2 separate regions of the Homo sapiens genome follow, and region 2 is linked to region 1. The links are chromatin loops, found by intact Hi-C in ENCODE. Cell type or tissue: dorsolateral prefrontal cortex. All regions are shown on one strand. Links, peaks and the distances in the headings refer to the core of each region. The heading gives the core; the rest is flanking DNA.

What was found. Hi-C counts contacts between places; a loop is a spot of excess contacts. Peaks named below come from ENCODE experiments on the same cell type or tissue, not always from the same donor. Only the 100,000 strongest peaks of a DNase experiment are listed, where the experiment ranks them.
Region 2: it touches region 1 in a loop (3.0-fold over the local background); 3 of 110 quality-filtered maps call a loop at or near these places.

Annotation. Positions count from the first base shown.
Region 1 is chr1:39,190,399-39,193,315 of GRCh38, forward strand. It overlaps a transcript of MACF1 not described here. Among named protein-coding and RNA genes, the nearest start is that of MACF1, 13 kb to the right of the region's middle. RefSeq lists an enhancer at 1,110-1,652. In dorsolateral prefrontal cortex, for the core only: CTCF peaks have their summits at 1,390, 1,590 and 2,269 (motif pointing right); DNase peaks (open chromatin) are centred at 1,383 and 1,863; H3K4me3 peaks cover 631 bases; H3K27ac peaks cover 2,420 bases.
Region 2 is chr1:39,353,360-39,356,276 of GRCh38, forward strand. All of the region lies in intron 44 of MACF1 (microtubule actin crosslinking factor 1), which reads left to right. Among named protein-coding and RNA genes, the nearest start is that of BMP8A, 140 kb to the right of the region's middle. In dorsolateral prefrontal cortex, for the core only: a CTCF peak has its summit at 1,403; no DNase peak of the experiment used is centred there; H3K27ac peaks cover 531 bases.

The DNA of each region.
Region 1 (2,917 bases), core at 220-2,719:
TTGTTTTTTTTTTTTTTTTTTGATGGAATCTTGCTTTGTCACCCAGGTTGAAGTGTAGTGGCGTGAGTAGCTGGGACTACAGATGTGCATCCCCACACCCAGCTAACTTATTGTATTTTTTCATAACAACAGGGTTTTGCCATGTTGCCCAGGGTGGTCTCGAACTCCTGGGCTCAAGAAATCTGCCCTCTCGGCCTCCCAAAGTACTGCGATTACAGACGTGAGCCACCGCCTTGTGCTGTCTCTCTTTTTCTCTTTCTCTCTCTTTTTGATAAAAATCAGGATCTTGAGTATTCTGGATTTTGTCAAAAACTGAGCTGGAGGTGGTGCGGTGGCCTGTAATTCCAGCACTTTGGGAGGCCGAGGCAGGTGGATCACTTGAGGCCAGGAGTTTGAGACTGGGTTGGCCAACATGGCGAAACCCCGTCTCTACTAAAAATACAAAAATTAGCCGGGCGTGGTGGTGTGCCTGTAATCCCAGCTACTTGGGAGGCTGAGGCACGAGAATCGCTTGAACCTGGGAGGTGGAGTTTGCAGTGAGCTGAGATCGCACCACTGCACTCCAGCCTGAGTGACAGAGTGAGACTGTGTCTCAAAAACAAACAAACAAAAAAACCCCAAAACAACAACAACAAAAACTAAGCTGGATAATAGTTTTCTTCCCAGGCATATATGAGCATCAGAGACCCAAGGATTATAGGTAGGGAAAAAATGTAGGCAACTGTATTGAAGGTGCTCTGATTTTTAAGAAAATTTTAAAAATTCACTGGATATGATGTATTTGGGGTGATTCTTTCTTTCTTTTTTTTTTTTTTTTTTTAACCTAGCAGTAAAGTACAGGCCCAGTTGGGTCCTACTTAAAGTTTTCCTGTTTGACAATTTATCAGGAATTATTATTGCTTAAGATAGCTTTGAAGTAAATTGTCTGTGTCAAAGACCTTCCTCCACTTCTCTCACTTACCTAGCTCTTGGCAGCTGTTTCCAAAATGTTTGCACTAACTCCATAGATTCATGTCTGAAGGATTAGATACTCCAGGAACATCTATTGGGAGAAAGTTTAACTACAACTGTTGTCCATTTTTCAATTAATGTGCCAGTCACTAATCAAAAAAACAGATGCTGTCGTTTTCCTCATCCACTACTTGGGACACCTAAGGATGGATGGACAGATACTTAAGAGGCTGCCTCCTTCTTCTGAGATTGGGCTTTTCATCAGGGCTGTGCCACAGGGTGTGATGCTGTGTGATAGCAGATGGCTCTGCTTCATGCCCATTACTTTTTGTTTTATCCAAAGTAGAAGCTGTGGTCCCCAGATTTTAGAGAGTAAGGGCTTAATCATACTCATTGGCTTTTCTGCCTTTGCCTGTTTCTGCATTGCCACCTGGCTGCCATTAGAGGGAATTCATTACAACTCTGAGTCCCTGCAGGGAGCTGAGAGGAGCTATCCTTGTGTTTAGGATGGGACATGTGTTCTTAAAACTGGGCCAGGCACGGTGGCTCCCAGCACTTTGGGAGGCCGAAGCAGGTGGATCACTTGAGGCCAGGAGTTCGAGACCAGCCTGGCCAACATGGTGAAACTCCGTTTCTATTAAACATACAAAAATTAGCTGGGTGTGGTGGTGTATGCCTGTAATCCCAGCTACTCAGGAGACTGAGGCACAAGAATTGCTTGAACCTGGGAAGTGGAGATTGCAGTGAGCCGATATCTCACCACTGCACTCCAGCCTGGGCGACACAGCAAGACTCTGTCTCAAAAAAAGAAAAAAACAAAAAACTTAAAAATGGTTACCCAGATTTCCTTTTATGACTTGTTCAGTCAGAGGCAGCTGGGAGGATGCACGCTGGGGAAAGCATTACTCACCAGGCACACATAGTGGCCCTGACTGCTGGCAAGTAGTCTGGGCTGTGTTAAGAGTGAGTCACCTCGGGGAATGGAAAAATTGCAAGGTACTGAGGGGTAGGAGTTGTGTGCCAGTGACTGCTCCTTTTCTGTCTGCTATTTTCTCTATAAGGACTCATCACAAAACCATAAATACTGACGATCCTGTTGAGGCAGCCGTGAAGCCAACCAACTTTATGGTGATAATGTTTCCCATAAAAGGAATGAGCTGACTGGACATAGCATTGTTGCCTTCTATGTTACAGGTGTATATAGATTTTGACACAAGCTTGAACTTGTATAATGAAAGTTCCATGTGTGAGAATTTCATCAGAATAAAAGCAACACAGTTTTCTTTGTTGTTTAAAAACTTAGTCTTCTGTGTCTATCTATCTTTGTCCAGTAGGGGTCACTGAGGGTTAGGCTCTCAATAAGAGAAACACTAATCTAGTGATAAATGAGCTGGATTCCTTGTCTATTGTGACATCTTTGTATATTCAGTACTATGTTTTTTAAAATATTAGAGCAGAAACAAAAGGCGTGAACTTGTATTAAGAACTTTATGGGCGAAGCGCAGTGGCTCATGCCTGTAACCCGAGGCGGGTGGATATCACCTGAGGTCAGGAGTTCGAGACCAGCCTGGCCAACATGGTGAAACCCCGTCTCTACCAAAAATACAAAAAAATTAGACGGGCATGGTGGCGCATGCCTGTAATCCCAGCTACTTGGGAGGCTGAGGCAGGAGAATTGCTTAAACCCGGGAGGCAGAGGTTGCAGTGAACCGAGATTGTGCCATTGCACTACAGTCTGGGCAACAAGAGTGAAATTCCATCTCAAAAATTAAAAAAAAAAAGAATATTTCTGGACAAAAATAACAATCCTGGGCAAGATTCTGGAACAGTCCCCATAGACAGGGCTTCTTTTCTTCGTATCATTTTTTTCTCCATTTCTTTAAGATGTTGGCTACCAGAGTTTCCTGGAAAAAGCTTACTAGATAGATATTATTTCATTGGGGAAAAGGGTCAAAATGCCAGAGAG
Region 2 (2,917 bases), core at 267-2,766, 160 kb after region 1:
CTTTGACACTGTTGGCCACTCCTCTTGAAATACTTTCTCCCTTGGTTTCCATAATACTACTCTGCCCTGACCATCTTTCTTACTTTCCTCTGGCCAGGTTTTCAAATACTGATGTTTCCAGGTGTATCCTAGGCCCTCTTTTTATCTTTCAGAACATACTTTCCTTGGGCAGTCTCATCTACTCACAACACTGTAATTGCCATTTGCACTAATGAATTCTGTGTATGCATTTCCTTCCAGCCCTGATTTCTGTCCCGAGCTTCAAAACGGTATATAAATCTGTCTGCCTATTTGCAACTTGGGCCCATAAGCACATCAGCCTGAAAATGGAACTCCTATTTCCTATGATACTCCTCCCACAATTAAACATTCTCTTTCCTTTATTCCCACTTCATTGTCTGAACTGGACATCATCCTAGATTCCATTCTCTCTCTCACTCTCCTATGTCAAATCAGTCATCAAATCTTATGGTAATTATATTTCTTTCAAAGTCAGCTATACTTCTTCATCTTTATTGAGATATTATTGTAGTTTAGAACCACTGTCTGCTTTCACTGTTATTATTATAGTAGCTTCTACTGGTCTTCTTGCCTCTTGGTTTTTACCTTCCAGTCCATTCTCCTTACTACTAAGGAATCTTTCTAAAATGCCATATCCTTGCTTAGCCCTTTTTATGGTTCCCTGTTGCCCTCAAGATTACCTGGTTAACTCTCCTCTCAGCCCCTACCCACTGGGATCTAGTCTACTTATTTGGCCTTATCTGTCACCTTCCTTTATACTTGAGCATCTGCTTATATTGATTCCTTTCAGTTTATTGGCTAAACTGTGCTCTCACTTTCCTCTGGGCCTTTACATGCTCTTGGAACTTACTTGCTTCTCCATTGCATAAAGTAACGGAGGGGGCCCAGCTATTTGTTAATTTTTACTCATTCTTCAGATCTCAGCTTAGAGTTCACTTCCTCTAGGAAGCCCTTAATTCACCACCACTCACCAAAGTTAGGGTATATATTCCCCCATATGCTCTTCTTTCTTTTCTTTTATTTATTTATTTATTTATTTTTTGAGACAGAGTCTTGCTCTGTTACCCAGGCTGGAGTGCAGTGGCACGATCCCAGCTCACCGCAACCTCCATCTCCTGGAGTCAAGCAATTCTCATGCATCAGCCTCCCAAGTAGCTAAGATTACAGGCATGTGCCACCATGCCTAGCTAAGTTTTGTATTTTTAGTAGAGATGGGGTTTCACTATGTTGGCCAGACTGGTCTCAAACTCCTGACCTCGGGTGATTTGCTCACCTCCCAAAGTGTTGGGATTACAGGTGCCCAGCCTATAAGTTCCTCTTATACCCTTTCCTACTTTGTAGCATTTCTCATTCGATATTGTTTTGTTGTCTGTATTGCCCTCTAGATGCTAGGCTTGAAAACGCACACTGTTTCTTACAGGCTGCCTGTTCTGTAACAAAACAAAACAAAAAAGCAGAAGTCACTTCTTACTGTTTATTTCTACTCATTTATTTATTCATTTAGTAATTACTGAATAGCTGCCATATGCCAGGAATTAGAAATAAGCCAGTGAGCCAACCAAGTAAACCATCTTCAAGGGCATCAACTGGCATATACAGGCACATTCTATTGAATGATTGAAAGAAGATTACATATTTAGGACACTTACAACACATGGATCATATATTTTAGTGGTGACACCTTTATAGAAAAAATATTGGCTTAGCTGGAATACTTGTGTTCAGTGGCCTTTGTGGACCATTGTCATATTTTATATTAATAGGATTTCTGCCTCTTGCATGACGCTTTTCGAAGGTCCATTATACTGTGTCCCCCAAAGCCCTGGTAGTCTTATAAGAGGACAGAGCAAAAATGGTTCTGCTGTCATAGGGCTCCTCTGACACCTTTTGCTGGCAGCAGTCAACCTAATGAAGTGGTATCTCCATTCTAGGAAGGAAACTGCCTTATAGGTAGATGAGTTGGAAGGTGAGAATGAAGGACACCTAGGTGATATACAGACAAGGTTGTAGTACCGCTCCCACTTCACTATCTAATTGAGCAAGATATATTTGTCATTCCAGCTTTCTTTTTTTCTTCTGCTTTTTTTTTTTTTTTTTTTTTTTTTGAGACGGAGTCTCACTCTGTCACCAGGCTGGAGTGCAGTGGCACAATCTCGGCTCACTGCAACCTCTGCCTCCCGGGTTCAAGCCATTCTCCTCCTCAGCTTCCTGAGTAGCTGGGATTACAGGTGCACGCCACCACACCCAGCTAATTTTTGTATTCTTAGTAGAGACGGGGTTTCACCATGTTGGCCAGCATGGTCTCGATCTCTTGGCCTCGTGATCCACCCGCCTTGGCCTCCCAAAGTGCTGGGATTATAGGCGTGAGCCACTGCGCCCAGCTTTTTTTTATTTTTTAAAGACATGAGGCCTCACTTTGCCACCCAGGCTGAAGTGCAGTGGTACGATCATAGCTCACTGTAACAGGTGTGGACTCACCATGCCTCATTAATTTTTTTTTAAGAGACAGTCTTGCTATGTTGTTGCTCAGGCTGGTCTCAAAAACCTAGCTTCAGTGATACTCCTGCATCAGCCTCCTAGTCACTCAGCTTTCTTGAAATGATGTGGGAAGCTGAGGCTATCAGGTTGTTGTTGATACAGGCTAAAACTAGACGATGATCTGTAGTCCTTCTCTAAGTAGTGGCATAAACAGTATAGGTAGTAAGGAACACTGACAACTCCCACTGTCTTCTAGATTCAGGAAGAACATCCCAATATATGTTTCAAAACAAAAACTCACAGCTCTCCTCAAAGAACTCATATTCCATTGGAATAGAAAGAAGGTCTATGTATAAGCACATAGACACAGTACATACAAATAAAAAGTACAAATTACTTATTATTACCCAGAAATACA